Regions from separate parts of the Mus musculus genome. Here regions 2, 3 and 4 are each linked to region 1. The links are chromatin loops, found by intact Hi-C in ENCODE. Cell type or tissue: heart. All regions are shown on one strand. Links, peaks and the distances in the headings refer to the core of each region. The heading gives the core; the rest is flanking DNA. Region 1 overlaps Trabd2b (TraB domain containing 2B). Region 2 overlaps Trabd2b (TraB domain containing 2B). Region 3 overlaps Trabd2b (TraB domain containing 2B). Region 4 overlaps Gm33655 (a long non-coding RNA gene).

The links. Hi-C counts contacts between places; a loop is a spot of excess contacts. Peaks named below come from ENCODE experiments on the same cell type or tissue, not always from the same donor. Only the 100,000 strongest peaks of a DNase experiment are listed, where the experiment ranks them.
Region 2: a loop joins it to region 1, with 1.8 times the contacts of the local background. A loop is called at or near these places in 2 of 42 quality-filtered maps.
Region 3: it touches region 1 in a loop (1.9-fold over the local background); 3 of 42 quality-filtered maps call a loop at or near these places.
Region 4: it touches region 1 in a loop (2.0-fold over the local background); 3 of 42 quality-filtered maps call a loop at or near these places.

Annotation. Positions count from the first base shown.
Region 1 is chr4:114,541,737-114,549,048 of GRCm38, forward strand. All of the region lies in intron 2 of Trabd2b (TraB domain containing 2B), which reads left to right. Among named protein-coding and RNA genes, the nearest start is that of Gm33710, 120 kb to the left of the region's middle. In heart, for the core only: no CTCF peak of the experiment used is centred there; a DNase peak (open chromatin) is centred at 3,945; H3K27me3 peaks cover 573 bases.
Region 2 is chr4:114,467,833-114,475,144 of GRCm38, forward strand. All of the region lies in intron 2 of Trabd2b (TraB domain containing 2B), which reads left to right. Among named protein-coding and RNA genes, the nearest start is that of Gm33710, 47 kb to the left of the region's middle. In heart, for the core only: a CTCF peak has its summit at 4,459; a DNase peak (open chromatin) is centred at 4,469; H3K27me3 peaks cover 3,685 bases.
Region 3 is chr4:114,608,417-114,615,728 of GRCm38, forward strand. Trabd2b (TraB domain containing 2B) reads left to right here. Exons shown (of 7, transcript NM_001085549.1): 7 at 1,509-6,682. The coding sequence ends at 1,713. All of the region lies in intron 1 of Gm33655 (a long non-coding RNA gene), which reads right to left. Among named protein-coding and RNA genes, the nearest start is that of Gm12829, 68 kb to the right of the region's middle. In heart, for the core only: a CTCF peak has its summit at 2,956 (motif pointing left); no DNase peak of the experiment used is centred there; H3K27me3 peaks cover 2,663 bases.
Region 4 is chr4:114,630,626-114,637,937 of GRCm38, forward strand. All of the region lies in intron 1 of Gm33655 (a long non-coding RNA gene), which reads right to left. Among named protein-coding and RNA genes, the nearest start is that of Gm12829, 46 kb to the right of the region's middle. In heart, for the core only: a CTCF peak has its summit at 3,553 (motif pointing left); no DNase peak of the experiment used is centred there; H3K27me3 peaks cover 3,849 bases.

The sequences.
Region 1 (7,312 bases), core at 1,514-5,513:
AGCCTGGATATTAGGTGGTCATGACAATGAGTGAAGAAAGACACAGTTCCAGGACTCAAGCTCTGGTCCCAGGCACTCCTGTTAGCTTCAGAACACATAAGGGTCGGAAGGATTCCTCTCCAGGCAGGCAGAAGCCTCATCTTATTATTGGAGCTTCTGACAAGAAGCCCAGCCTATCTTGGGAGAGGATCTAGGTAAAGCAGACTAGTTGTGGACTCCATCAAGAAAGTCCCAAAGCCACATGTGAGCCAGTATAGGTCCTGTAAACAGTTCCATTGTGTAGGTCTAGCATCTCAGCATTCTAAAAACCCAAGAAGGCTTTTTGGATAAAGAGAATTGTGATAGGACGGTGACCACAGCCACAGAGCTTGAGTTGAGGGCCATCCATGCTTATACTGAGACAGGGATTTTTTTTTCTCTCTGCTTCCTAATCCTTGAGAAATGTCATCATGCCATAAGTTGATTTCTCCTCCCTGGGCCCCAATTCAGGCAGAAGCTGTGCTGCCAACAGGGAGTTTGGAGCTCGTAACTCAGCTGTGGGCAGGGCCTAGGGGGCCTGATTCCAATTAAAGATGTCAAATGTATTTATGGATTATGCAATCAACAGGTATGCGGCAGCCTCAATAGCCGACGGGGCCACCCTGAAGATAGGCCTGTAATTAATTAATCCCAGTGGGTCTGCCAAGTTCTGCTTCCAAAATGAGTCCTTGTGCTCATAAGGATGCTGGGGATCAGGGCTTACTACTAATCCTGTCTTGTTTTAGGGAGGGACAAGGAGCTGGATCTACAGGGTCTATCTGTGCAGAGAAAAGAAAGACAGGCACAGGGAATGTGGGCTTGGATCATGTGGAGCACTTACCAGACAGTGGTGTGACCTGGAACAAGTCACAGAATCCCTGAAATTGGACAGGATGGTACACACTTCCAGAGGCAACACATGTGGGAGAGCCTCTCGCAGTAGGTGCCCACTGATTGTTGAATGAATGAAAGAATGCCCTGGAGAGGATTTGCTTCACTTTGCCCAACAGCAACCCATCTGTAGACAGCAGTGACTGCTACCAGGCTATGGAAAGGGGCACAATCTCTTCAAAGCTTATCTCTAAGCCACACTTTTCTCTCTATAGAATTATCTTGCCAGGCCTGCCCTTCTGTTCTTCCTTGCCCTTGAGCTCTTATAACTTGATGGAAACCCAAACAAAATACCTCAGATTTCTCCACAGTTTTGGCTCTGGCCAGATCTTAAACTGGAGCCCAGGTCCCAGAACTGTATCTAAAGACATGACTACTCTCAAAGAAGCCTCAGTTTGCAAGAGTGTGGATGTCCACATGAACAGAGACAGTCAGTATGATGATAATGGCAGCAGTGAGCTCAGCGTCCACCCTGTTGGATGTTGTGCCCAACACTGCATTCTTGCCAGCTTGCCACCATTGCCTTCATCCTGCCAGGTAGGCAGGTCTCCATTTAGTGGCTGGAAAGAAGTGTCAGAGGTAGACGAAGTAGTATGGCACGTGTCAACATGTGGCTTTTAGATGCTATTGGTGGAGGCAATGGTGAAAGCACTGGTGACAGAGTGGAGATGCTGTTGTGACAGCCCCATCATTACACATGCCACATAGAAGCTGGGCTCCTGTAGAGCTACTGTATTGGGACGCCTTCCTTCATTCTCTCACTTCTTCCTTACATCAGAGGTACAGGTTACATTTCATAAAGTTCACTCTGGCTACACGGAAGATATGACCTCTAGTAACAGGAGGTGCCAGCGTGGGAAAGTGATTTTGGTACTAAGGACATTCAGGTAACCACATCTACCAGCTTGGAGACAGATCAGGTATGAGAGTGAATGTGTGTGTGTGTGTGTGTGTGTGTGTAACATCAATATGTGATGTGGTAAGATATGAAGAGTCAGAGTAAAAGGAGCCAAGCTCCTGGAACTTGCCATGAAAAAGTAGTACACAATGTGTTTCCCACTAGTCCCCTCCTAAGTCATTGAGTATCATCAAAGGTTTCCAGTGGCATCCTCTTTGTGAGCAGACTGCTGAGCAATGTGACTGTACAAATGACATTTACCCCTGGGTATCAGAGTCTGTCATCAAAGTGCTGTGCAGCTAATAACCTCACCGGAATCCATGAAACTTATAAGCTGGGTTCTCTTCAGTCCTGCAGGGCTTGAAGCTGAGAGAAGTAGTTTTCTCCAGTCCTTTATGAATCAGGAAAGACAGCCTCTGTGCCTGCCTAGAGCCTGTCCCATCTATATTTATCCAGGAGGGGCAAAGGCAGGAATCTCCCCCACAGCAGCCGACCAGGTGGGGCTCCAGCCTTAGCCTTTCACTGGGCATCTTCCCCGTATCCTCTCAGAAGACTGGGGTGTCAGTCTTGACCCTATAAATAACCCTCCATCTGCCTCTCCCCCAGGCAGGGTTCCTGTGGCCTGAATATTTTGTGGTAACCAGTGCATCCTGAGCCTATCTAGGCTCTTAATCTTCCCATTTATCTATTGCCCAGTTTTTAGTCAAGACTTTCTATAACTGACCACTGGTGATTTACACTATGCCACCAGCTGGGCATGGTGGAACATGTCTGTAATCCAAGCAATCGGGAGGCTGAGAAAAAAGAACAAAGAGTTCAAGACCAGTCTATCTTAAAACAAAAATCCTACCCCCAAAGGGATGCATCTTCTTCACTGTATGATGTGAGTGAATTTCTAAACCTTTTAGAAACTCACCACAGAGACCTGTACTCAACATCTGCATGTTACTGACCAAGAAACAGAACCTTTTTTTTGGGGGGGGGGATGGGAAATCAATGAATTGACCAGGAACAGCCAACCAGCTGTAGACAGAATTGAGCCTCCCCGAGTCAACAGAGCCCTCCCAGGTACCCTGCAGACTCTGCTTATTGTGTGACTTCCTTTTTCTCCAGGGTTGAGGATCATCTCCTTATTGAGGAGTCCATTTTGTACAGCACTGATTGATTGCCTCAGAAGCCCAGCCTTCTTTGCCCTACCTCCTAAACATGACAAGTAGCATTTGCTTTCTAGCTAGCATCCTCCCAGGTCCAGGGTGAGTGGTTTCCAGAAAGTTTGGCCTGGCTCAGAAGCTGGCCACAGATTTGTCTCAGAAAGAAACCAATATTCCTAGAAAGGAAAGGGTGACAGAGAGGATAAAGTTGGATTGTGCCCTCTCACTATTGGCCTACTTCCTCCTGGTGTTGAGTGTATGAAAACTGAGCTAAACAAAAGCACACCTCTGCTACCCTCCCTACCCTCCCTGGGACCAGATATCTTTTCTGGAGTGGCTAAACAGATTGTGTCAAAGCATATGGGCTCTGCCTTGGGAGTACTTGGATACGAGCAGTGGTCCCACCAATCTCTGTGATTGAACTGGAGTCATGGTAGTATATACTTCACAGGGTCCTTGTGAGGACTACAGAAGCAGAGATGTGGAAAAGCCTACTCACAGTTAGCATCATCTTCCCCCTTCTCTGCTTATTCACACCTGTGAGTGCCTGGTTTGGTACCTACCCTCCAAGATGATTTTCAACTCATCAGAAGTAGTCAGGAAGCTGTAGAAAGTATCTCCAGACCATGATTCCCTTCTTTCTGACCTCTGCAGAAATCTGATGGAACAACTGGTATTGGCAGCCAGGCGGAGAATCTAAGGCTCTGGATTTGAATTCAGTTGAGAAGCCTCTCTTGAGTAAGGTGGCAAGATAAGACACATGGAAGTGTCTGGGTTAGTGTCATTCTGGAATGTGTGGGGAACCAACAACAGCAGTGAAAGAAGGGAGGCAGTACATAGTCCAGAGAGGATACGGTGGTCCCTTTAAGAGATTGTAAATAGGCCCAGTCACCCATGACTCCCAAATAGCTCCCTCAGGGCTAAGGAACCCATTCTTAGCTAGATGTCCTAATGTGGGAAAAACGCACATCTGCTCCCTCTGGGTGCCAAGGTTATGGCATTTCCTGCTGAAGAGTCCATTACATTGCTGAGTCTGGCCTTGGGCTCTCAATGGCTCCCACAGTGACTCCTCTCCTGACTCCATCTGGGGTCCCCTGAGCCCCAGTTTTCTCCAATATGGAATGCACTTTAGCAGGAACTTAGACTTTGGCTGGATGATAAAAGAGATAGTCCATCTTAAGGGTTCCTAACCCAAATTCCTAATGTTGTAGAACAACTCAGTTGGTGACTAATTCTAGCTTTTATATGTGTGTCATCTCAAAGTTCATGTTTCAAAATGTAATCCTCTGTGTGATTAGATTCAGGGTCGGAGCCTTTGAGAAGTGATTACATCATGAGGATGAGGTTGTCATAAATGAGATTAGCATGCTTATAAAAAGAGACTCCAAAGAGCTCCTTTGTCCCCACCCCCTCACCCCATGGTTTTAGGACATAGTAGACCTTGTGAACCAAATGAGACTTCACCAGACACCTAATCTGCTGATCCCTCAATCTTGGATTTTGCAGACCCCAAAATTGTGAGCAACAAACTTCCTTTGTTTATCATCTACTTTCTCTGGTGTTCTGTTTTCATATATTTTCTCAAAGTCTTAACTTCATTATTTTTGAAGGATAGTTTTGCTAGATATAGAATTCTTCATCTGCAACACCTTTTAAAATAAAGTGCCTTTCAGCCTTCATGACTTCTGGTGAGAAATCTGCTGTGAATTGTATTAAGCTGTGCTTGGGGGTCATCCCTTTCCTGTCACTGTCAAGGTTCAGTCTCTGTTTGAGGCTTTTAACAGTTTAACTATATATATCTTTGAATGTACCCAACTTGGAGGTCATTGAGCTGTGGGACTATGTAGGTTTGATTTTTAATAGCTGTAGAATGTCTTCAGACATTACTTTTCAATATTCTTTCTGCTTCTTTCTTTCCTATTTCTTCTCATTGCACATGTTAACACACATACATGTCCCAAGCTTCTTCATTAGTTTATCTCCTGGGCTGAATAATTTCATTTGGACTTTCTTCAGGTTTGTCACTTCTCTGACCAATAAAAATATATTGACACCCTTTCATGAAGTTTTTATTTCAGCAACTGAACTTTGCCACTATATAATGTGTGGGTGTTTGCTGTATTTAGAAATGTCTGTATATGCATAGGTGTATATAGACAAATATGTATAATTGCCTTCCTATTGATACTCTGTATTTGGTGAAGCATTATTTTTTTATACTTTAGCTACTTTTTAAGAAATCTTATGTGTATGAATGTTTTGTCTACTCTACATACATGTCTGATGTCTACAGAGGTCAAAAGAGGGCATCAGGTCCCCTAGCAACAGAATTGTGGGTGGTAGATGCTAGTAACTGAACCTGAGTCCCTGAAAAAGCGGCACGTGGTCTTAATCTTTAAACTACCTCTTTATTGGCAATGCTTTGGTTCTTTAGACACTGTTTTTTTATATTTAAATTAAGTGGTTTAGAGTCCTTGCTTAAAAAATCAGACCTCTGTATTTCTTCAAGAATATTCCTTATTAACTATTTTTTATATTTAATTATTTCTATGCATGCCTACAAATTTCTGGTTACAACTGGGCATTTAAAATAACATGATGCCTCAAATCTAGGATTTATAGATGTTCCCTTGAGTTTGCTGTGACTGTTGGTGGTTGACAGTGTTTAATTGGTGACTTTTCAGAGCCAGTCCTATCATTCTCTTTTCATTGACTTGTGTGGACATCGAAATATCTGCCCAATTGCCCTAATGAGTGGCTAATAGGTAGACAGATTTTTCTTAAATGGCTAAAGCCAATAATCCTTCCTGAAGAGCCTTTGGGTTAGCCAGAGACAAGAACTTGGAGTCATTTCAGGTCTTTCTCTAGCAAGCACAAAGCACATCGGGACACCTCAATGCATGCACACTGCTTTCTCGATTCCCAGGAATCTTTTGGAGTTTCTCATTGCCACAGACAGCTATGATGTTAACCAATTGCCTCTGGTTGCTTTCAGAAAACACCCTGGGAAAAGACTATACAGCCCTGGCAATGGAGGCTTCCAGAAAGCCACCAGTCATAGCAGATTGTAAAGGTGCTCTGGGAATGGAGCTTCAGAGACATCCCTCTCTTGTGTCCCTTTTAGTAGCAGCCAGGCAGCTGCTCACTGTGATTTCACTCCCATCGGCAGTGTGGGAGAATGGAGCAAGCTAACATGCCACAGAGCATGTTGTTCTTACTGGGAGCTGTTTTTCTTGATTAAATTTTTCCTGAATCGTGCAAGCCTTTGGTTCATATCCAGAGTTCTAAAAAAGGTTGGTTCTGACAATTTGCCCAGTGTTCCTTTGGTTTTGAGGAGGAAGTTTTCAGAGGTCCTTAGCCCGCCCCAATAGCTCACTGGTAGCTAGCTGACATGAGCCAAGAGGGAAGTTGGCTGTAAAAGGACTCAAAGATATATTACATGCCCAAAGGCATGGCCGTGACAGTAAGAGTCACAATCTTTAGAAGGGTATAATCATGCCAAACTGAAATGCAGAGGAGTGTCATTAGCAGAGGTGAGACTGGCTTGCCACAGCCGCCTCGAGGAAAGACTGAGCGGTTCCATCTGCCAGCACAGTTTGTCACCTCAGACCTCTTCTGTTAGGGCTCGCCACTCTGGCCAGACCTTTAACTAAGACTTTAGCTTTCTCATCCAAAGGCCACTGCTCCATCTACAGGAGTCATGTTCATGTTTTAAGTTTCAAACAATCACACCTTTAGACCTTCCAGGACCAGAGACTTATCTAAAACCTGTAAGTTATACACTTAACTGTGTTCTCATATGCAGTATATCTTTCTCCTTCTGACTTGAGTTCCAAGCCAAGTAAACAGGGCTTCCAAATGCTCCCACCACCATCCCCCAACACCTGCAATCCCACCATCACCACAGCATCACTGCCTTGCCCAGATATTTGTCCTTAAATAAGTTCATATTTTCTAGATCAAGTCCCAAAAGTCAAGCCAGATTGATTCTGCCTCTCTCCTTAAACATGCCCAGGACACATGCTCCTACTTTCTTTCTTTTTTTTCTTTTTTTTTAAATATTTCTTATTATTACATATTTTCCTCAATTACATTTAGAATGCTATCCCAAAAGTCCCCCATACCCTCCCCCCCACTTCCCTACCCACCCATTCCCATTTTTGGCCCTGGCATTCCCCTGTACTGGGGCATATAAAGTTTGCGCGTCCAATGGGCCTCTCTTTCCAGTGATGGCCGACTAGGCCATCTTTTGATACATATGCACCAAGAGTCAAGAGCTCCGGGGTACTGGTTAGTTCATAATGTTGTTGCACCTACAGGGTTGCAGATTTCTTTAGCTCCTTGGATACTTTCT
Region 2 (7,312 bases), core at 2,217-6,216, 73 kb before region 1:
GGCAATCTAGAAAGAACCACAACCCAATCTGAGGATCAGCTCAAGCTCCTGGATATGTTTCCTTCCCTCAAGCCCTGGCTCAGTGACCTTGGCCAGTGGTTTCTCCAGGCTGCCAGTACTGTAAGAGGGAGTCTGGTTGGGTGTGAAGTGCTCGGTCTACTTTCTTTCCAGCCCAGTTTGGCTCGTGGCCAGTCTTGAAGATTATTATCTAGATGCCTATTTCCGAGAGGCTGTTACTATCTCTGTTTGCCTGCTTCAGAGGAGGAAAACGGGGGGTGGGGGTGGGGGACAAGAACGCTAGCAAGTCACTGAGAATCCCTTTCTGTGGAGCACAGCCGTTAAGGCTGCTGGCTTTGAAATCAGACAGGCATAGATTCTGCGTTTCCCTGACTGGCTCTGAAGCCCAGGACAGCAACACTACCCAGCCCACCTCCAGAGGCTGTGCTACACAGTGAAGCATCACACTGGTGGGTTTGATTGATTCATCCACAGTGTTGACAGGCAGAAAGTCCTCCAGATAGGGGACTTACGTCCTATTCATCTACTTGCTTTGCAGCTGGAGAGCATTTGCTCTATGCAGAACTGCACGAACCGTCCTCTAGCTCTGTGGCTGGGCAGGGACTCCTTCAACTAACTGGATTCCCAGTACCTTGAGCTTTTGTGTGACTTCCTAGAGTATTGGATGCCCATGCTTGTACCGTCCAGGCAGTATAATACACCAGAATCCGATACTCCAGGAGGTTACAGAAGCTCAAGGAGGGTGGGGGGACAGGAAGGTGACATTCTCATCAGCAATCCTAAGAGCTGACTTCCTTCAGAGGTGAAGTGACGTCTCTGGCTGGTCAGTTACTTTATTCAGACTCTTAATTCGTCCACCTGCTCAATGGAAATAATACCTGTTTTATGAATAAACAGTACCTTGAGTTCACTGGGTGGTATAAAAGGAAAAAGGCACTCCTCACAAACACAGAACTGAACCCAGAGTCCTAGCTAATGCACAGGCGGGTGGGCAGTGTACGTCATAGTTTCTAGCAGAAATTCAAAATCTAATGGAAAGAGGCCAAAGGGAGGCAACAGTGCTGCATTCTAGCTCCTTAGACTTTAGAAGAATGTTCTGAGTGACAGAGACAATAGTCTATCTTCTCCATACCTCTATACCATCACTGGACCAGGCACTGATGAGAAGAGTCTCCAAACTATTGGACAAGCATCTGAATGTGCACCTCTTGCACATCACTAGTGGATTTAGGGATTCCTTCCCTGCCCAGAAGCCCTACTGTGGACCTGTGGAATGCTCTTCACACCTTGCTGGCCATGATCTTCCAACAGAGTCCTTGGGGTTGGTGTTCCATGAACTGGACTCAGCTTATGACACCCGACCCAGTCCTTGGTTCTGAGTCTGGTTACCACTCCTGAGTCTGCTCTGCCAAAGCAGTGACCCACCAACTGCTCAGAACATATTATCACATATATAAAATGAGATAGTTGAGCCTGCTCCATAGCACAGATTTAAGTGAAGGCATTAAACTACCCAGAGCTTCGGCTGATTCCAGAGGTGGCTGAACTTTCTAGACTTAATCACAGCTGGAATGGGGAGAGGGGAGAATGTTGAATTGGATGAATATGAAGAATGATAGGAACAAGAGAGCACCAAGCAGAAGGAGGTTTAAATAGAAGAGAAGAGGACACTAAAAGAGGGTGAAGAGATTCACATATAACCATGTCCAGTTGCCCCATGGCCTGTAACTTCCCATGCATTTCTCTGACCACACAGAATTTCTCTCCATTTAGCCACTATGCAATTTCCCCATGTTTCCTGTGTCTTGTGTACCATGGCTTTTCAGCTGTGCTTGACTTCCAAGTCTCCAGGAAGTGCCCCTTCTCCTGAAAGCCCCCCTTGACAAATAGCGTTCTCAGTAATCAGAGGCTCCAGTCCTGCATGCTTTCCCAGTCCTCGCTCATGTGCCTTCATGGCACTTCTCAACAGTCTCTGCTTTTTGGTCCTCACTGTACACTAGGAGCCCCTGAGCTCCAGGAACATGCTTGGCTTACCTTTGTGGTTCCTGGGCTCCTACAGGAACTGGCTGGCACTTTTTAAATTAAGTGAAAGAATGTTCAATGAATGAATAAAGGATCAAATGAAGACATGATTGCAAGGGGAGGCAGTGATGTAGTGTCTCTTTTGTAAGGGCCTGTCTGTATTTTCCTCTTCTCTGTGCTGTGCCTCTGTTCACAGTCCGTGGCTCCACTGTTACTGGAGAGTTGGTTGGTGGCAAACAGCCCAGCATCTGCCATGCTCCCAGGGATGCCCTGGTCTGCTTTTTCTTCAGGCTGTCTGTGGCCTCCTAAGCAACCCCTGGAGACCTGCAGAAACAGTGTTTTACTCCCATACTGAATCCTCCCCCCAAAACAAACATAGCCACTGCCAAGAGCCTTCAGGACTTGCAATGAAAAACAGGTGTCTCCTGGAGACCTGTCAGCCAGGCACAGAAACTTGGGGTCACTACCTGGGGAGAGGGAAGAGGAATGGCAGCAAGGCACGCCATACACCTGCAGCTCCTAGAGTCCAGCTTCAGGGGCATCAGCCCCTTGTGTCATAGGAAACTGCCTCCTACACTGCTCCCAGGAGTCAGAGCATCAGGATACCCTTACTCAGCATGGGCAGATACACAAAGACAGATACACGGCTCTGTTTCCCCCTCACGTCTCTGACTCACCAAAGTGAAGGGGTGTTTGGTATCTGCAGTCACCTAGCTGAGGATCCTTCCTTACCTACTGTACTTCATTTTTCTTCTTGGAGTCTAACAGAACTCATCCTGTCAATGAGGTTTTGAGCCTGCTGTGGGATGATAGCTTAGAGGTGTATGTGTGGACCCCAGGGATCCTACCTGGGCTCCAGCAACCACAATTGACAGGCTGTATAAAACCTTAAGCAGAGCATTGCTAGCTTCCCATCTCTGCTTACCCAACCTCCTGAGGCAGTTCCATGGTGGCAGTGCCTCTACTCTCCTGCACAACTCACCCGACCTCTGCTTCTCCCAACCTTTAGGTAAGATGTCTTGTCTGCCTGCAAAGCTTTGTCCAGTCATCTTATTCCTTTTTGTATGGAAGACATGTTTACTGAGCATCTGCCGTGTACCAGACACTGTTCTCAACACATGGTCATGCCTGGCATCCCGTGCTTACTGGCATCCCTGTTTACTGACCCATAGATGTGTCTACCCACCTTGAAGTGTTTATCTGTGTCCTGGAGTAGGCTTTTTTCATGCTTGCATGACCTATAACTGAGCTTCTGGTGGTAGAGACTGTGTAACCACTTCTATACCCAGGGCATTGGGCACAAAGGACTATACCTGCCTAGTTCACTTCTGATTCTCCAGCATCCCACCTACATCCTAGTATACTCAGGGTCCCGTCAGTGCACACCAGAAAAGAAATGGAGTGGAGTGGAGAGATGGCTCAGCAGTTAAGAACACTAGCTGTTCTTCCAGAAGAACTGAGTTCAATGGAGTATTCTTACAAGCCCTGCATGTTCACCTCATGGCCCTTGCAGGAAAGGTTTATCTCCTGTCACCTATTCTCATCCTCCTACACTGAGACTCTGTAGAGGGGCCAGGTTCCTATCCCCTGAGTAGCTTGTCTTGGGAGGAGCCCAGGCCAATAGGTGCTATAGCAATCATCTCTATTTGTCCTGGAGCCAGTTTCTTGCTCCCCAGCCCTCACCTCTGATTTCAATTATCCAATTGCACATTGCTGCTGAAACTGCCTCCAAGCAAAGGAGCTTGCCTGGCTCTGCCTTCATTATTTCCCACATCCCTTCACCTTGCACTCAGCTCTTGGCTACCCTAAAACACCCCTGCTCTCCTCCCCTCCTCTCCTAGCTCAGCCAAGTCATGAGCACTCTGGACTCTCCCAGATGCCTTTGCCTCTAACTCCACCCTCTCACATATCTACAATAAACCTGCCCAGCCACCATTAGTTAGGACCAGTCATTTTTTCCTCTCCTTTTTATTTCTATTTTTTTCCCCATCCAGTGAGCACTCCACTGGATTTGCAGGACCCAGGTGAGTATCACTCTCCTATTAGAAATGCTGTCAGTTTTCATGGCTTCAGGTGGCGCTTGAGTTACTCCCAAGCATACTACTTCCAGCAGGGACAACCTCTGGAAGCTTTGTCCATTCCCTGGTGTGGAGAATGAGAGGGACAGAGAAACCAGAGAACTGAGGCCTAGCATAGAGAGGTGAGGCATAGCAGGAACAAAACTACTGTCCCTAAGTATCCACCAGGCTGTCCTGTAGCAGAGAAGACAGTGTCACAGAAGCTGGAACTAGCCCAGTGGGCAAAGAGCAAAGTGAGACAGTGGCTGCTCGGTGTCCGCAGAGCAGCTGCCCTGGCGCTTGGATGTGGTGATCAGCAACCTACTGCAAAGTAAGAGGTGGCCTGGCCCCTGCTGGGAACTGCTGGGAAAGCACCCCAGATTCTAGGAGAGGGAATGCCTTGGAGGTCCTGGGCTGCCTCCTAGCTTCCCTGGTCCAGATGAGTCATCCCTGCTGAGCCTGGCTCAGCCCTGTCCTATGGGGATAGGAATGGCTAGGTTGTGTGAAGTGCTTTCTCCTGGGGCATGCTGACCCTGAGAACATGGGACAGTGCCCCTGCCCACAATAACCGAGACAAGGTTCCCAGGTCACTTCAGCCCTGGGGCTGCCCCGTCCTCACCCCCTCCCCCAAGCACACCAACCCCTCCCCGTGAGTTGGCACTCTACTGCTCCAGGAAATGTTGTTACAAATTTTTTTTTCCACAAAAGCACATGCTGGATTTTCCATGCCACCTCCAGCACATTTTCGGGAAGTCCCAGGTGGTTGGGATAGCGGCTGAGACCCTCCAGAAAGGCCAAAGATCCAACAAACTGAAAGAAGGCTGGCTTTTATTTAGTCATAAGTACATATACGTCTCAACTTTTGAATACTGGAAAGGAAAAAAAAAAAAAAAGTCCAGCAAACCAAAAAAACACACACATCGCTTTGCTTTGGAGGGTAATTACTCTGAATTCAGTTAAACCAACTTGCTCTAGCTAACTAGATTAGTTTACATCTTGTGGTAGAAAAAGAAATACAAATTACTTAGATTGCAATAAACCATGTTTTTCTAACTAAGTAGATTAGTTTATATCTTGTGGCAAGAAACGAGGAGAACGGCTCAGCAAAGCCTGGTGCTTGCTCGTGCCCACTTGCTAAGTTCAGGGCAGGCTGTTTGCTAGGTGACCTCTAGCCTCTGATCCCCCAGGTCTCCCTCGCCCACTTCTTCCAAGAAATGCTAAGAACTGGGCCTGGGGAGAAGAATAAAAAACACATTGAGCCCAACCTCCCTGAGGATGACGCCAGAGCACTGAGGCTGCGCACTGTGTACAGACTCTGTTCTCTCCAGCAAAGCATCGCCTGTAACTCCTACTGTGTGCAGCCAGAGCCTGGGCCTGAGGGAATGGGACCAGCTGTTTGAACGTGAGGCACCAATGCCACCTAGGGCGCATACTTATCTTGTGCTTGACTGACACCGTTTTGAGACTGGAAATAATTTATAAATTAGGGGTTCCTCATCATTTTGTTCCAGAACTTGCAAATTATGTAGCTGATCCTAAAGGACAGACATGGGCGGAAGGAGGAGGGGACTGCCCTCAGGAGTGTGGTTTCCTGGAGGACACAAAGTAGTAACAAGAGTCCATGTTCACCAATGGAACAGGAACCATGGGGACATACAAATGGATGTCATCCGTGTGTGACTTTCTTTCTTTTAGGGAACACACCAGGAAGCCCTGTCCCTAGTGAATCCAGCAGATTCAATGACTTGGTGAATCTTTGACTTGTTTTCTAGTTTGTTTTTTCATTTTGTTTTTTTCCTAAGAAGAAAGATACTTGCTGCCTGAGGTCTGTGCCTTTCTATCAGCTCTGTCCTGTCTATTATATCTGATGCCTTCTGTCATAGGAAAGGTTCATGGTGGGGTGGGCTCTGCAGTTATAACTGTCAAGCACTGAGCAGTTTTTGAGGTGTCTAGTTTTTTTGTGGATGGGGTGTACAGAGTTGTTCCCCCAAGGGTCACTTCAATATAGAAAGTCATTTTACCCAACAGAATACCACCCATGTATTATTACACCACACTGAGGCTTGGTCTCATCTAACTGTCACAGAGACCTTGTAAGTCTGTTAAAAAGAATATGAATTTGATTTACAAGCAGAGTGGTTTTATGTCAGACACTTATATTTCCTCTTGTGAAAATCCTGGCTGAGAGTGTGCTCTGCTCCGGGAGGCTGGGAATGGTTTGGAGTCCTTTTTCTTGCTTCTGCTGCCAGGCGTTTTGGCGTTTTCTGCAGTGCAAGGTGGTCCAGCCTCCTGTCTGCATTCCAGACCTAGGGAAGAAAAGCAGAACTTGGGGTTGGACTCATGAGCCTTCTAGCACCCATTGCAACAGCTCAGTCACTTGGTTACTCTTATCTTCAAGCTCACTTCTAGGTGGCTATGTTTCTGGATAAACATGGGGAGAGCTACAAGGAGGCTAGATGTGTGGGTGAAAGGACAGTGCATACATGCCGTATGCTTTAGGTTTGAGGTAGTTGAGTTTTGTAAATAATCAACAGTTCACATATGAGAAGATAGTGAGAGAAAGCTCTGTGGTTTACTTATTTATCATTCAGGATTTGTGGATTTGGAGAGAAAGCCTCTGAGCTTCCATTAAATGCTCATGCCTCCAGTGCCATCATAGAACTTTGTCAGCTTATCATTGCTGCTTCAGTTTGGTGGACAGTAGTCAGGCCAACCTGGAAACACAAGCTGTGGGGCTGAGAGGAGTCAAGGCTAGGGAGTCAAGATAGGCCTTCTAAGGAAGGCCTGTTCCTGGGACCCCAGAGTAAGATGGGTTGGGGTTATTGTCTAGCCCCTTGTTCTCAGGCAGGCCACCTAAACTCTCCACATGGATTTCCTTTCCTTCCCAGCGAGGCCCACAGCATGTGCACACCCAGCAGAAGAGAAGCACAGTAAGGGTGAGCTGAGGGCCATCACTAGGGACAACATCACAGGCCGTGAGGCAGGCTTCACAGTAGGAAGTTAGAGGCTGTGGCAGCAGATGAGGCGGTAATAGTTTAGAAGGAAGGCCCTTCCTCATGCTGGCTCTTCTCTTGGCCTGGACTATGCCCATTTTCTAGAAGCTGAGGTTGTACAGAGCAGTCTCAGGGATGGCTGCCTTGTATACCTGGGATACACGGGACATCTCTGTCCCTCCTCCCAAACCATTTCTACTAGTGAACTGACATCATGTGGTC
Region 3 (7,312 bases), core at 1,110-5,109, 66 kb after region 1:
GACACATAACAGCATTGAGGCATGGATGTGTGTGTGTGTGTGTGTGTGTGTGAGAGAGAGAGAGAGAGAGAGAGAGAGAGAGAGAGAGAGAGAGAGAGAGGGAGAGAGACAGAGACGGAGACGGAGACAGACAGAGTCAGACAAGAGAGAGACAGAGAAAGAAGGAGAGGGAGGGAGGGAGAGAGAATTTGAGGTAATGACTTCTTCTAGACACAGGCACTAATAGGACTGCAACCAACAAGCCCTCAGTCTGACCCCGGAACCTCCTCCACATCAGTATTCAAGGTCTCACCCAGGAAATAGTGCACTTCACTAATGCTCAGGGTTCTTGCCACAGAAGCAATCGACCCCACTGCATCTCATCTTGCTAAGAATCCTCATTTTCTTCAAGCTTGGGAGAAACTGAAATATGGCACAGCAAAATCACTGAGTGTGATGACTGCCTTTGCTACTAAGTACACTGTAAATGCAGGATGTTATTAGTTGAAAAGCAGAGAAATAAAAATATTAATGATATTTTTTTCAGAGAAGCCTTCCCACATCTCCCAGGGCCTAGCACTGTTGTAAGACTCCTCAGATTGAAACCTGTTCTTTAACTCTCATAGAACAAATGCCCCACTATGGCAATGAGGTTAGTGGAACGTGGATAGTGTCTTAGGTGAACCTTCGCTCTTCAAGATCATAGGGCAGGTCATGGACCTTGAGGAGAGAGAGAGGGAAGTCTCTAGTGGTGACAATAACAGCAAGACAGTGGGCATGATGGGGATGAGGTAATGTAAAACAGTACCGTGAGATTGTGACCGGTCCCATGTGGTTGAAGCCCAGCATGGCAGGAAACAGAGCACACTGGTTTCTGTGAGCTAAAATGTGCTGTGGAAGCCCCAACCCCACCCCTGTTTTACAAACAAACTCAGTAGGAGCGCTATGCCTGCATCTCCGAAAGAGACAGTGGTCGTTCCTCTCCTGCCCTATGGGTGTACAAACCTACTTTGCCCCAGAACCTGATACCCAGTAGCCTCTTTGAGGCACCCTTGCTGAAAGGAGGTGGTAAGACTCATTTGAAGGCTTATTGTGAGGATAGTAATCTTGTTTGAACAGCTGGTGTGGGGGATGCTTCTCCTATGGCAGATAGGATGATGTGGTGAAAATTAAGGAGTGTGTGTATGTGTGTGTGTGTGTGTGTGTGTGTGTGTGTGTGTGTGTGTGTGTGTGTGTGTGTGTTCTGCCACCTTCAGCAACCTTGTGCGGAACAACAAGGTGTAGACCATCAGGAGACAGGTGGAAGCTATACTCTAGGGACTCCAGTTGACTTTGCAGTTGTTTCTGCCTGGAACCCGCCCTCATGATCAGTCACATGTGGGCCCACTCTGTCTTTGGGGGTCAGTGGAGCTGGCTATGGGGTTCCAGACTATTCCTCCTCCCTAAGGTACCTGCTAAAACTAGAGCTGAACCCGAAGCTCTCTTCCTAGGAGGAGGTTGCTGACGGTCCCTGTGTTTCCTCTTTGCAGCACTACGATCTCGCCACCTCCGCTGCCCCTGCAGCCTACCCCCAGCTCCGAAACCACCAAGCCCTTTGTCAAGTCCTCACACCAACTCCAGCAGCAGGACGCTGTGGGGCCTACCAGCAGCTCAGCGCCTACACTGGGCCTCCTCCATGCCATCACTGCCTCCATTGTAGCCCCCTTCCTACTACACAGCCTTGGGCCTTCCTGACCTCGACCACCCTTGCAGAGAAGCCAGAGAAACCACAGGAGTCTGTGGCCGTGTCCACCATCTGACACCACCTCAGATGGTGCTAACACCCTCAAGGCAGTTCACACAGGACAGGGACCTTAGAGCACTAGAGCTTTATTCTACTCCAGTTACATCTTCTTTTTTGTAGAAGGTCTTAATTTCCCATAGTGCTATGGGGCTCTTTTGTAAAATATGTGTCCATATTAAAAGAGAAAATGTATTTATTCTATTGATAAAACTATTTTTATGTAGCTTATGTTATAGTCCCTGAATTAGTCCCAAACACCAACCCAGGGAAGGAACCCAGGTTCCCATGACCTCTGTGACCTGTGTAGACAGTGGCTTTGAATTGGCCCCAAGCCTCCTACTCAGGCTTGACTTCTCCCACTGTAGGCACCTCTGAGGGCAGGCAGAAAGGCAGCCCCAGCTTTTGTGAGGCTAAATTTCAGAGCCAGGGGCATAGTGGCCAGCCATCCTCCCTAACCCTGTCCAGGCCCCAGAAGGGCAATTTAAGGAGAAATGAAGAAAGAAAGAAAGAAAGAAAGAAAGAAAGAAAGAAAGAAAGAAAGAAAGAAAGAAAGAAAGAAAGAAGAATGCTGCTATTTTGAAGTCCCACGTGTCTGTGGACTGGCCCGCCAGGGTTCCTGGTGGGTTTTTCCATTAAAGTAGGAGACTGGTGCTGTGGGAGATGAGCCCAGTCCTGTGGTCAGATGGCTACACTGAGATCCAAAAAGTGAATGGGGTTACCCAAGGTCACAAAGCAAGTGGGTGATTGATGTTCCAGTGTCACTGATCCAGCTTCCATTCAAGAGGGGCTGGTAAACCTGGTTAGGGCTGGGAAGTGAGCTGGGCAGAGGACAGGAATGGGCAGGGGTGGACACAGAACAGTCTTAGGGGCGATGGAGTGCAGGAGCCTCCAGTTGTGGTGATGACCGTGGTAGAGACAACCACCTGCCAAAAGCCTGCTGTGCGATGTGATGACCTCCAATTCAATGATAAGGCTGAACCCCCAAAAGAGGGAAAAGATCCACCCAAGATGTATGCCCTGCCCAGCCCTGGATTAGGGTGATACAAAAAATACCCTTGCTCCTCAAACTGTGTTCTACTCCTGCTCTTTCGGTCAGGAGAAGAACCAGGGGAGGCAGATTTCCCAAACTGGAACCCTCCCAATCTTCCCATGGCAGACAAGGAGGCCATTTCTCCAGCTCCCCCTGCTGGCTTCTGTAGCCAGGAGCCTCTAGCAGCCAGCATGGACAGGCAGGGAGTTGAGGCACAGAAGCCTTCTGTCCTCCGGGGTCTGACTGAGAACACAGTGGGCCAAAGCTGGACTTGTGGCTCATTATTTAAGGAGTCCTAGATCCTGAGAGCAGAAAAGAGCCCTCACCTGGCAACAAGAGTAAGAATGACGCTAAGGTCCAGAAAGAGGAAAGGCCTCTCCAAAGTGGCACAGCTGAGACAGGCATGTTGACTCCGGTCCCGTTCTCTCACCTCACTGCACATGGGTTTCCCTGGCAGGCTTGATGGCGCCTGGTTGGCTACAGCACCGCCATGCTTAGGTTGGCAGACATCTCCCTTCTGAGATGGCAGGACTCTGGGCAACTCATTGCATAGTCAGGGGTCCCACAGGCATCCTGGCAGGCAGCAGAATTCTTTCCAGCTCTGCCCCAGTGGACAGGTTTAAGCCTGAGACCTGGCAAGATTCTGGAACTCTGCTTCACAGGGTCCCGCCAGTCCCATGGACACCACACTGTAAACTGAACTTGACCTCAACCAGGACTGGAGTCAGTTTATCCTTGGCAAAAAAATGTGACTTCCTATTGCTGAGCGGGAAGGGGCTTAGCTGACTTTTAAAGCAGGCTCAGAAGTTAGACATCAAACGGATCGTGCAGAGCGCTATTGGGATGAGATAAGTGTAAAGGAATTGGAAACACACAGGCCAGATTCCCCTGTTTGGGGCAGAGTATGGCATGAGATGTATGGAGATCAAGCTCGAGGTTAATTAAAGATGAAGCATTTGGGGAAAGAGTCCAAGCACCTGACCGTGTGCCCAGACCTGTGCCAGGCGTGGGGCCAAGATGGTGAATTAATACAGCATGTAATCACTGTGCAAGCACAGTGCCAGGGTTACACACATGGGCTGAATTGTACCCACCCTTCTGGGCCCAGAAGAGTTCACCATCAACATGGGATAAGTGGAGCTATCCTGGGCTACTTTCCCAGCCCCAACATCAGGCCACTTGTCTTTCCAGACCCCTTCTTAAGGAAGACTGAAAGGGAAGGAAGTGTTTCAAATTCTCTTCCCCACCACATTTTAAGGTTTTTAAAGATGACGTGCCCTGCTTAGTAGCACATGTCTGTAAGGACTGTACTTGGGAGTCTGAGGCAAGAGCATCAACAAGCATCATAAGAGGTCCAGACTGGGATGCACAGTGAGTTCTAAAACAGCTTGAAGTACATGACCAGACCCTATATGAAAAATGAAGGGAAGGGAAGGGAGGAGGGGAGGTAAGGAAGGAAGAAGAAAGGGAGGGAGGGAGGGAGGGAGGGATGGGGCAGGAGGGAGGGAGGCAGGAGGGAGGGAAGGAGGGCAGAGTAGTCCAACAGATCAACAAAATTCAAGGTAGGTGTGGACTTAGAAAGAAAGAACCATTGTTCAGACACCTAGGGCCAAAGTTTCCTGGCCCCTGGAGAGCTCTACCAAGCCAGGGTTTAAGCAAGTAGCAAACTCAACTTGCTGGCCTACATCCTAGGAGACCTTGCACACAAAACAGAATGTATGGCTAGGCCACTTAAACTTCCCTTCCTGCTCTGGAAACAGACCAGTAGTCCATCAGCAGTTTCTCAGACTTCATGTTCTTGCTGGCTAGACTCATAAACACAGAGCCCAGTTCCCTTGAGATTCCAATGAGTATTTTTAGGACTTTCGTTTTAACTTTGAGTCAAACAGAAAGATGGAAGGCCTGTGGCCTAGCAGATTAAGTGACCAGCACTTAGCGGGGAATCAAAGAGGTGTCCATGCCAATCTCGGAGGTCAAAGACACGGTCTGCAATGTCTGGACTGAGGGTGACTCACAACGTTCACCTTATACTGAAAGACCCAAGCACATCCTTCTCACATGGAGTGTGGTCACCGGCAATGTCCTAGTCTTGTCCAGTCCAGACTTGGGCAAGCCTGGAAGCTCAGGTACTTTGTCCCACCAGTGCCCCTATCACAACAGATCCCAGAGAAAAGAACTGCTGGTTGTAGTTTTAATGACACCCTAAGTGGCAAAAAAAAAAAAAAAAAAAAAAGACCACCAGACTTGTGGTAGTAATAACCATGAGATAAACACCAGGCCCTCTACTTGGTATTTAAGACCCTCCATGACCCCACTCAGCTGACCTTGCTGGTCATGTCTCATCCCTCCTACCCCAGCCTGACAGATGGAATCATATCTGTTATTTCTAGAATAGACATGGTGCTTTATACATGTTACTCCCCAGGGGAAGCTCTCTTCTCTCCCCCCAGCTATTTATCCCATGAGGATAACCCTAGCGGCTTGCTCCAGGATGTCCCCCACGGAACCCTTTGTACATTACTAGTCCCACACACACATTCCAGAGTTAGGGCTCTTTAGATATGAATTTGCTCCCTGTTGGAAATACAAGCAAATCAATGAGGTGGGTCCTGTGTCTGTTTTTTTTTTTATGACCTTTGACACAAAAGTGATAGATGAAGATGTGCTGAGAGGGACAAGGGAGGAAAGGAAGCAGGACAGAGGAAGAAGAGGTTGGAGCTAGGAAAGGCAAAAGACAGCCTTGGCTTTCTATTTGAGACAACTTCCACATCCCTAGCTGCTAAAGGATAGCATCTGAGAGTAGAGTTCTCCAGGTGGAGGTAGACGCATAGTATGCAAGGCCCCAGGGTCCACTGGCTGAAGATGTGGCAACCAGCTGGAAATCTTGGCAAAGGATTGGTGTAAATGCCATGAAAGTGCCCCTGGCTTTGTAAGGTTTGGGTTCTTTACACATTGTTAGTTTTCCAAAAATTCATCTAAGCAGCCAAAAATATCACCCTGGCTGGCCATCTAAGCCTGTAGATTCAGTACTCAGCTAAAGCCTCTCTACACCCCTCCCCCATTCTTACACAGCCCAGCCAGGCTTGCCAAGAACTGGCAGAAACTCTTGCTGCCCTTGGGCAGGGGACCTCTTGGGGAGGAGATGCCTGGATTGAAACCCTGCCCATGACTCCAGCTCAGAGCCACTTCTTAGTCAGTGCCCGACCTTGAGGAAGGGAAATCAGAGCTTATAAGGGCTCTTGGACCCTATCTGGCCCTTTCCAGGCAATGTCAGCTCCTCACCACTGTCTCCAAAGGCAGACTTTGCCTATAGAGAGGCCTTTGCTTGCTGCTTGGGAAGCCACAGAAGCTCTTTCAGCTTCTGTTTCTTCATGGACCATAGGGAGAGTTTCCTGGGGCCAGGAGGATAATTCTGTGTATCATATTGACACCACAGGCCACCATGATGGGAGCATGTGACAGATAAGAAAACATAACTTAAAGGCCCCCTCCATCCTAAAACCTGCCTTGGGGAATGTGATTTTTAATAGGATCCAAGTCTAAGATGCCTGGAGTGAGAAACCAAGGACTCTTAGACTGGAGTCTCTCTGGTTGCAAGGCTGAGGTGGGTGTGGCTCTCAGCTAAAGAAGGGGGAAGTTGACCTTAGCTTTTGCCCAGTTCTGTCTCAGATTTGTTGGCTACCCCACTGTGCCTCACTGTACCAAACTGGCCTCAGCTCTCACCATGTTTGTGGTGTTCTTTATCACCTCTTCCTTCACCCCTGCCCCATGAATTGTCATGAAGAGTTCTTTAAGAGTATAATAGAAGACAAAGAAAGATGCTATTAATGTTATTTTGCCAAAAATATTTTTGTAGCATAATATATTAATTAAAGATGTTATGAACTTGACCCTGGTGTTACTGTTTACTTCTCTGTTTTCCTTCTGCAGGGTACATTTGGGGAATTGTCTGGCTTGTGAGGGCGAGAGCCTAGGACAGTATGGCACAGAGAATGTGAATGACCCCATTTTCCATGCACAGATTTGGGTGTGGGCTGTGAGGATGGTTTGAGCAGGGAGTTTGTAGGTGCAGAGGGCCAGCACCAAGGGAGGTATGTGTGACCCTCGCCAGGCAGAGGGAGATGCCTATGGTTTGGAGTAGGAGTTGTGCAGCTGTGTTACACCACACTTTGACCTGGGCTTTGCTAAAGGTACCTTCCTTCTGCCTGCTCCTATCTCACTAGGGTTGCTGCTGTTCCTTATCACTTCCCCACCTCTGGGCTCTCCTTGGCTCAGGCCTGCTGGGAAATTGCTGCCAGCCACACCACTGTCCCTCTAGTTTACTCTCTCCCCCCTGCAGCCACAGTGAGTTTGGCAAGCTACAAAAATGACCATGTCTCTTCCTGCTTTGAACACTCTTCAGTGCCTCCCAGTATTTTGGGAAAAGACATCCAAGGCCCCTTGAGATCCAGTCCCTGTTTATGTTTCTATTAAGAAAACCACTTCTCTGTGGTCCCTCTCCCAGGATGCAGCACTCCATG
Region 4 (7,312 bases), core at 1,213-5,212, 89 kb after region 1:
GCTCTGAGATAGAAGAATCAACCTGCTTTCAGAGCCAGTTTCTCACTGTCCTCAAACAGCACAGAACAACTCACAAACACATTGTACTTTACAGCATCACCACTGTGAATGCGTGTGCTGAGGGGGGTGATTTGCAGACAGATTGGAAACTGAAGAGAAAAGAACTGACTTGCAAGCTAGTGATGGAGCAGAGAGCAGACCTTCAGTAAACAGCAAGGTGAAATGGGACTGAGCAGGGGCAAGTGGAGGACCTCTACTTAGGTGTGGGGCTCCCCACTGTGAGCCCCGTTCCATGGCCTCTCTCAAAGCCTTAGGCTGGACTTGAATTAACCTATTTGTCCTACATTACTCCAAGAGGGCAACGTCACAAGAGGAAGGTCAGAGCATGGAGGCTGGCTTGGCATATGGGCCAAGAGGGCAGGGAAAGTAAGAGGAGGAGCAGCAGGCAGCGGGAGGAGATAGGCTCTAGACAGAAAGACAAGTTGCTTTTCTCAAGTCTGACTGCAGGATGGCCATGCATGCTATGTCTGCCAACCTACCCAGACCAGCATAACCATCTGGCCATCTCCATATCCTACACAAATTACAGACACATAGTTTGGAAGAGCACTATGAGAAACAAACATTCAGATAGCAAAGCACCCACTGGAGCCCACCCAACTTGAAGAACTAAAGCTTGGATTGTGCAGTACAGGAGCACAATCAGAGAAGACCTTCCACCAAAGACACTGCAGGAGCTGTCACTGAGAGACGAAGCCACTGAGCAGACAGATGGCAACTTCAAATGCAGCTGGTTTCATCAGGACACATACCTCACCCATCTTGTGCTTTCTCAGCCCAGTCAGCCCTTCCTTCTGGCTCTGCTGCCACTCTGTTTATAGTTCTTTCTGACTACTGTGGCCTTCATTCACAAGGGGGAGTCTGCATCCTATTTCACTGGGCCCTTTGGTTTGAATTTCCTCAGCTAGCTGTCTGACCCCAGTCGCCAGGTTGCAGACACACCAAGCACTCCAATACCCCTTGTCTCAGCCAGGAGAGGACCTTTCTTTCCTCCAAGTCATCTTCCCACTCACATACAGGACTCCAGGCTTCTCCTTTTACCTGTCCTGGGACTTCGAGCCATCCGTCGCCCCTCTCCTTTGCCCTCAGCCTCTCCCTTTCTTTAGTGCCCTTTTCACTATAAAAACAGTATCAAGTGTCCCTCAATGTCAATAATGTGAAGAAAAAAATCTGAATCCTAAAATCAAAACCGTGAGCAATGTACCCTTTGGGGTTCTCTGAGAAGCATCTCTGCTTCCAAAGCCAGTTTGGACTTATAATGGTGTTTACTCAAAGAGATAAAGAAAAATGAAAAGTGTTATTTTTGTACTTAAATAAAGTTGATCATTTGGTCTGACATCTGGGAAGATGCATTTCCACCAGGAAGCGGCCTACAAGCATAAGGCCACTGGTGACACGCTGTGGCTGACATGCTCACTCAGCCAGAGGTCCACCTAGGACATTAAAGCCCATACCAAACCTCATACTTGATTGAAAGTTGCACTGAGCACTAGCTAATATGTTTTCACCAGCCTCATTATTCCCAATGTAGGGAAAAGTAATCCCATGGCCAAATCACTATATTGCATACTCTCCTACATCTCTAGGCTAGAGATTCAAGTTAAGCCTAAAATCACTTGCTAGTATTGAAGTGTAATGTTTGACTACGTCCTTCAGCAACAGCTCTTCTCAGCTTAGCTCCAGCCCTCCCCCAGCCCCATCACAATTAGGTTCTTGCATGTGCACACAAAAGAAGATATTCAGTGAGTCTCTTCAGCTACCTTTGCCTCCCCAAGAAGTTATGTGAACATTCCCATCTGCCTCTTAGATTTCCATGTCAATTTTAGAATTGGAATTTGATCTTTAAATAGTATTCTTTTAAAATAAATAAATAAGTCTCAAGGGATGTCACATCTACCTCTGTTAAACCAATCTGTCCAAAGTAGAGACAGTGTCGGTGACCACACCTGCACTTGACAGAGGGCCTGTTCTGTATCAGTCAGTCACAATACGAAACAAATGAGCCATATTGTAGTAGCTTCAATTGCAAGCATTTTCTCTGCTGCATGTTACCATTGGCTGTGCTCAGCTTAGCTGTTACAATGTAGATTCTGCTAAGTACCTGGCCACAATGCAGAATGGCTGAGTATGTTACTTCTTGGGCAGGCTGAGAAGGTAGTGACTTTCTTTAGCAATCACCAAGACACAACATCCTTTAGGTTCACAAAATCAACTATGAAGACCAAGACATAAGGCTACTCCCCTCACTATAAAAATGTGTGGCAAAGCCTTGACTATGGAATCCTGATATATGGGTTAAAGAATTGGGGCCAGACATGAAAATCATCCCGGCAGCCAGTGTGTTCCAGCTGTCTGAGACTGGGTGTCTCTATCACGTGGAGAACGTAAACCTTTCCAGCACTTACATGATGAGCCTGAGGCGGGAGCAGGATTAAGATGCAAACCTGGCCATTCAGTCCGTAGAGGCTGTGGAGTCAAGGAAAGAGCACTTGGACTTGAAGTCACATGCCCACTGCACTCACATGGATACCTAACCTGACACAGGGCTCACGGAATCCTTTGAAATCCGTTATCCATTGGATCTGATAACTTCCTCAGAAACGTGCCATTCCCCATGCCCTCTTCACGTCTGCACTGGGCAGACCACTGGTGGGACCTCTACAGCAAGCTGTGGGTGTTACTCTCCTGTCAGATATTAGCCTCCACTGGGCTTCAGTGTCCAACAGCCCCAGTTCATCTTTCTTGTCCCTGACTTCTTGCCCTCCTTACAGTATCCATTCCATACCTTGCCCCTCTCCACAACCCCTGACACCCTGCAGTATCTTTCAGCTTTGTTTGCAACCTTGCTTTCTACTTCACAGTAAAACCAAACCCCTCTGATGAAAACCTCTCCTCCTCTGCTCACAAACCCACCCCATCTTTCTCTGCTTCTGCTTCTCTTCCAATACTTCCCCTCCAGCTGAGAAAAGATCTTCTCTCCCACTCCTTTTCAGAGTTCACATCGTCCCTTTTCCCTTTCCTTAACTGATCCCTCCAAGCAGATCATGAGCAGCAACATTTAACCATGCACCAGTCTTTTACACCTTAAAAATAAATCCTTTCCTGGACCCAGCAGCCCCTCCCAGTTGCTGTTGCTGTGAGGTTTCTTAGCTATGATTTGGACAAAAATAAATCAAAGATGCTGGAACACATCACAAAACTATACAAAACTGTTCATAGCTGCCTTAGTCAGAATAGCCAAACATTGGACATGACTTTAATTCCCACAGTGAGTGGAGAAATGTGTGATAAACAGTGGATACTCCATGCATGAGGGCTGAATTGCTACTGCAGACCCACATACTTTCTGCGGGGAGCATACATTTCCCTCTACTCAAAATGGAGGGAAAGAAGTCAGATACAACACTCCGAGTTTGTATAAAATTCTCAAGCAGGCAAACTAACAGATCTATCTAGCAAGACGCCCCCTGGGGGCAGGGATTTAGAAAGAAACTGGATGCAAAGGGGTACAAAGTACCTTCTAGGGGTGATGGACATACACAGGCTGATTGGAACAGTGATCCCATTGGCCTATGCATTTCTCAAAACTCACTGGATGACACCACGTTCACATTGACTTAAACATGAGAGACCCACCCTTCCAAATTCAGCTTGCTAAAGTCACCAGCAGCATCTCTGTCAATCTAACAAGCATGTTCATGTGCTAGCCACTCTCCCCTAAAACTCCCATCTTCTCCAAGTTTCTGGGGCTCCATCTCATCTTCAGTTCACTTCTTCCCTTTCTGTCCAGCCTACTTCAGGAGAACACCTTCATCTGTCCCCCTAAAACACGAAGCTCCTCAAGGCCCACCCAGAGCTGTCTTCCCCAGTCCACATTTCTTACTGGTGACTCATGGTGATTTCCCTAGGCCATTCCTCCAAGCTTCGGACCTGTTTAGCATCTGCACTTTAGAAGACTCTAAAGCCATACACTGCATTCTTCTCTTCCTTCTAGAATAACAGAGGAAAAGGCCTTATGGATCCTACAGAGGGAGAGAAACATCTCAGCTTTAGCCCCTTTTGAAGACTGCTTGAGTATCTGGCCACAAGCCTGCTTTGTAAAACTCGCATCAATATAAATCCTTGGGAAATGGACCCTGGTAAACATTTGGGTCAAAATATCAAACGTACTCCTGCAGAATCCCACCCACAGAGCCATAGCCACCAGAGCAAAGTCCACCTTGAGGAAAGCCACACTAGTCTGATGGTACCTGATGCCAGCACGCTCCTCACAAGAAAGAAGAAGCAGAGTGGACGCACCGTCATATAGCAGGCAGGCCCTCAATGATCCAGTGTGATGATCACACCTACTGCTGAGAGAAGGCCCCCTCTTTACATGGCCTTGCCTGCTCCTGAGCCAAGGAAGGAATAATGGGGTGAGAAGGTGACAGTCCCTCCAAAAGTATCAAAAGTGGCTGGTCTTCTCATCCAAATCTGATCATTTTCCAAAGGCTACTGCCTCTGCGATGTCACTGATACCAGTTCCTCTCGGTGCCGATGTCAGGTGTCCATTCATACCAAGAGTCTTCAGTCCCCAGTTGTCATTCTCTGGGACTCGTCTCTCCCAACCAGTCCCACAGTCCCTTCACTTAAATAACTATACTGCCTGATACACAGTCTCCTCACTGGTGACCCCCTAGGCCATTTCCATCCTTAAACCAAAGAAAGCTTTTCAACGAACAACTCTGTACCCAGCTCCTACCTTGCTCGGAGCCCGCAACTGCTTTCGGTACTCTCAGGATAAAGGCAAAAATCTTGTGTTGTGTCAGCTAAAAATCCCCTCCCACATGTCCAGCTGACTCCTTTCAGCACAGACCTCTGTAGCTAGGCTCCCTCCCTCATCTCTCTCTTCTTGTTCACTCTCAGCATCTTCAAACCTCAGCTCTACAGGACAACCATTCTTAGCCATGTGTTCTCACAGATTAGCTCAACACTTTCACCCCTGGCCCCTAGCATCTGTCTCAAACATACCGTTGCCTATTCACACAAGGGTCAACTAATGCTGGCCATTCTTGTTTCTTATAAGCTACATGGTTTCAGGGGTGCAGCTGCTCAGCCCACCACTTTATCTGTATCACACCATGACAGACCTCGGGTGGAACTTAGTAAATGCTCATTGGGTGACTGAGTGAATAGATGAATGAGACCTTAGTCTAGTTTGTCTTTTCTGAACCAAGCACAAGCTGTGGCCTCCTCCCTAGTCGTTACCTTTCTGCATCTGCTTCATCACATTCGTTTTCTTTTATTTCTTTCTCTCCCAAATTTCCAGTAGCTTTACCCAAACACCTCAGCCTAAAACTTTTGCAGCCACAGTGCCACCTAGAGTCCACCCATGAGATGGGCCAGTAGCCAGAAAGTCCTGACTAGTCCAACCCAGTTCTGCTCTGTACTGCTCTGTACTATATTCTGAATCTATCTTCACCTCTTGATGCTGCACTTTTCTGGCTTTGAGATGACGTTGTTCCCTCAGTCCCCTACGTGCCCCATGGAGACTTTAAGCAGTGCAAGGAAGAATGTGGGTGGGACTTCCAGTGGTATCTTCCTCTGGCATCCCGCATGCCTGCCCTTTCCTGCAACTCCATCATTCTGTTCCTTTCCATTCACCTTTAGCCAATCATTTAACAGATATTACAATGTCACAATTGTTTAGTGAGAAGCAATCATGGTTAAGGGCCCATGCAAGATCTCAAATTTAACTTGCTGTCGCCAAGGAGATCATTCAAGAGAAAACAGTTGCTTCTCTTATGCAAAACTGCCAGCTTTTCTCTAAAATTATCATCCCTACTCTGCAGTTTAGATCAAGTATTTTTAAAGTCCACATGGTGATCCCATCACCAGATGCCCACACATAAGGATGCAAAGCACATCAAGGAGTATAATGGTAAGTAGGCAGAAACAACCACCCTGCCCCACCATTGAAGAATGGTGGGTAGCTGTGGCATGTGCAGCTCCATGCATAAGAGTATGTGGTACATCAAAGCATAATAGAAAGTAAGCAGAAACAGCTAACCTGTCCCACAAATGAAAACTGGATAAGTAATTATGGGATGTGCAACCTCTAAAATTAATGCACAGGAGTGTTTTTACCATAACACGAAAGCTGCTTTGTATGCTAAGTTCAGAAAAAAAATACAGAACTTTAACTTGTATGCAAAGTGTTGTCTCCACCATGTAAAATAACAAAAGGTGTGGAAAAATCTAGTACAGCAAGATATTCTCAGTAGTTATCCTGGGGGGAGGGTCTTGTTTTCAAAAATCTCCATAGTGAGTTTAGTTTAACTCACAGTAAAGTGTTACAATAAATCTGAAAGAAAAATTAATATGAACTATATATAATAAACATATATTTGCGTAGTTTTCTGAATAATCTTTCAGAGACTCAAAATGTCTCCAGACATTTCTTCTCCAGAGTTCTGAGGTCTTCTGAGACTTCCCAGATTCAAAGTCAGGAAACTCAGGAGCCTCTGCATAGCCAGGGCCTCAGCCAGCATCTTCTGGGTGCTTAGCAATATGGTTGGACCCCAGTGATAGGGAAGAGACCTCACCTGCTGTGCTGCAAAGGAAGCCTCATCTCAGTCTTGCTTGACTGCTTCTCCTCACCATTGCTTTGAGACTCTCTTCAGCGACACCTTGTGTTGTGATCGTGTAATCACACAACAGGCACTGAGTGGGTCTCTGTAGAACCAGGCACCAGGTAAAACATTAGAAATCTGCTGAATCCGAATCCCTCCATGCTTGGTGCTTGCAATTACCCTGCTTCATTTAAGCTTCACTCAATGAGGAAGAGGAGGAGGAGGAGGAGGAAAAGGAGGAGGAGGAGGATAGCACTATTATAACCATTTATAGAGAAGAGAAGAGAAGAGAAGAGAAGAGAAGAGAAGAGAAGAGAAGAGAAGAGAAGAGAAGAGAGGAGAGGAGAGGAGGGGAGGGGAGGGGAGGGGAGGGGAGGGGAGGGGAGGGGAGGGGAGGGGAGGGGAGGGGAGGGGAGAGGAGAGGAGAGGAGAGGAGAGGAGAGGAGAGGAGAGGAGAGGATTCTGGAATAACACTAATAGAATACTGGGGTTTTTTTCTAAGTTATCTCTCACCGGATACAAAGATGGATTAGTATTAAGAATTGTACTAATAGGAATTAGTATGGGTGAGGAGTTGTGGATTCCTCAGAAAGTTGCACATAGTACTACTGGAAGATCCAGCAATACCTCTCCTGGGCATA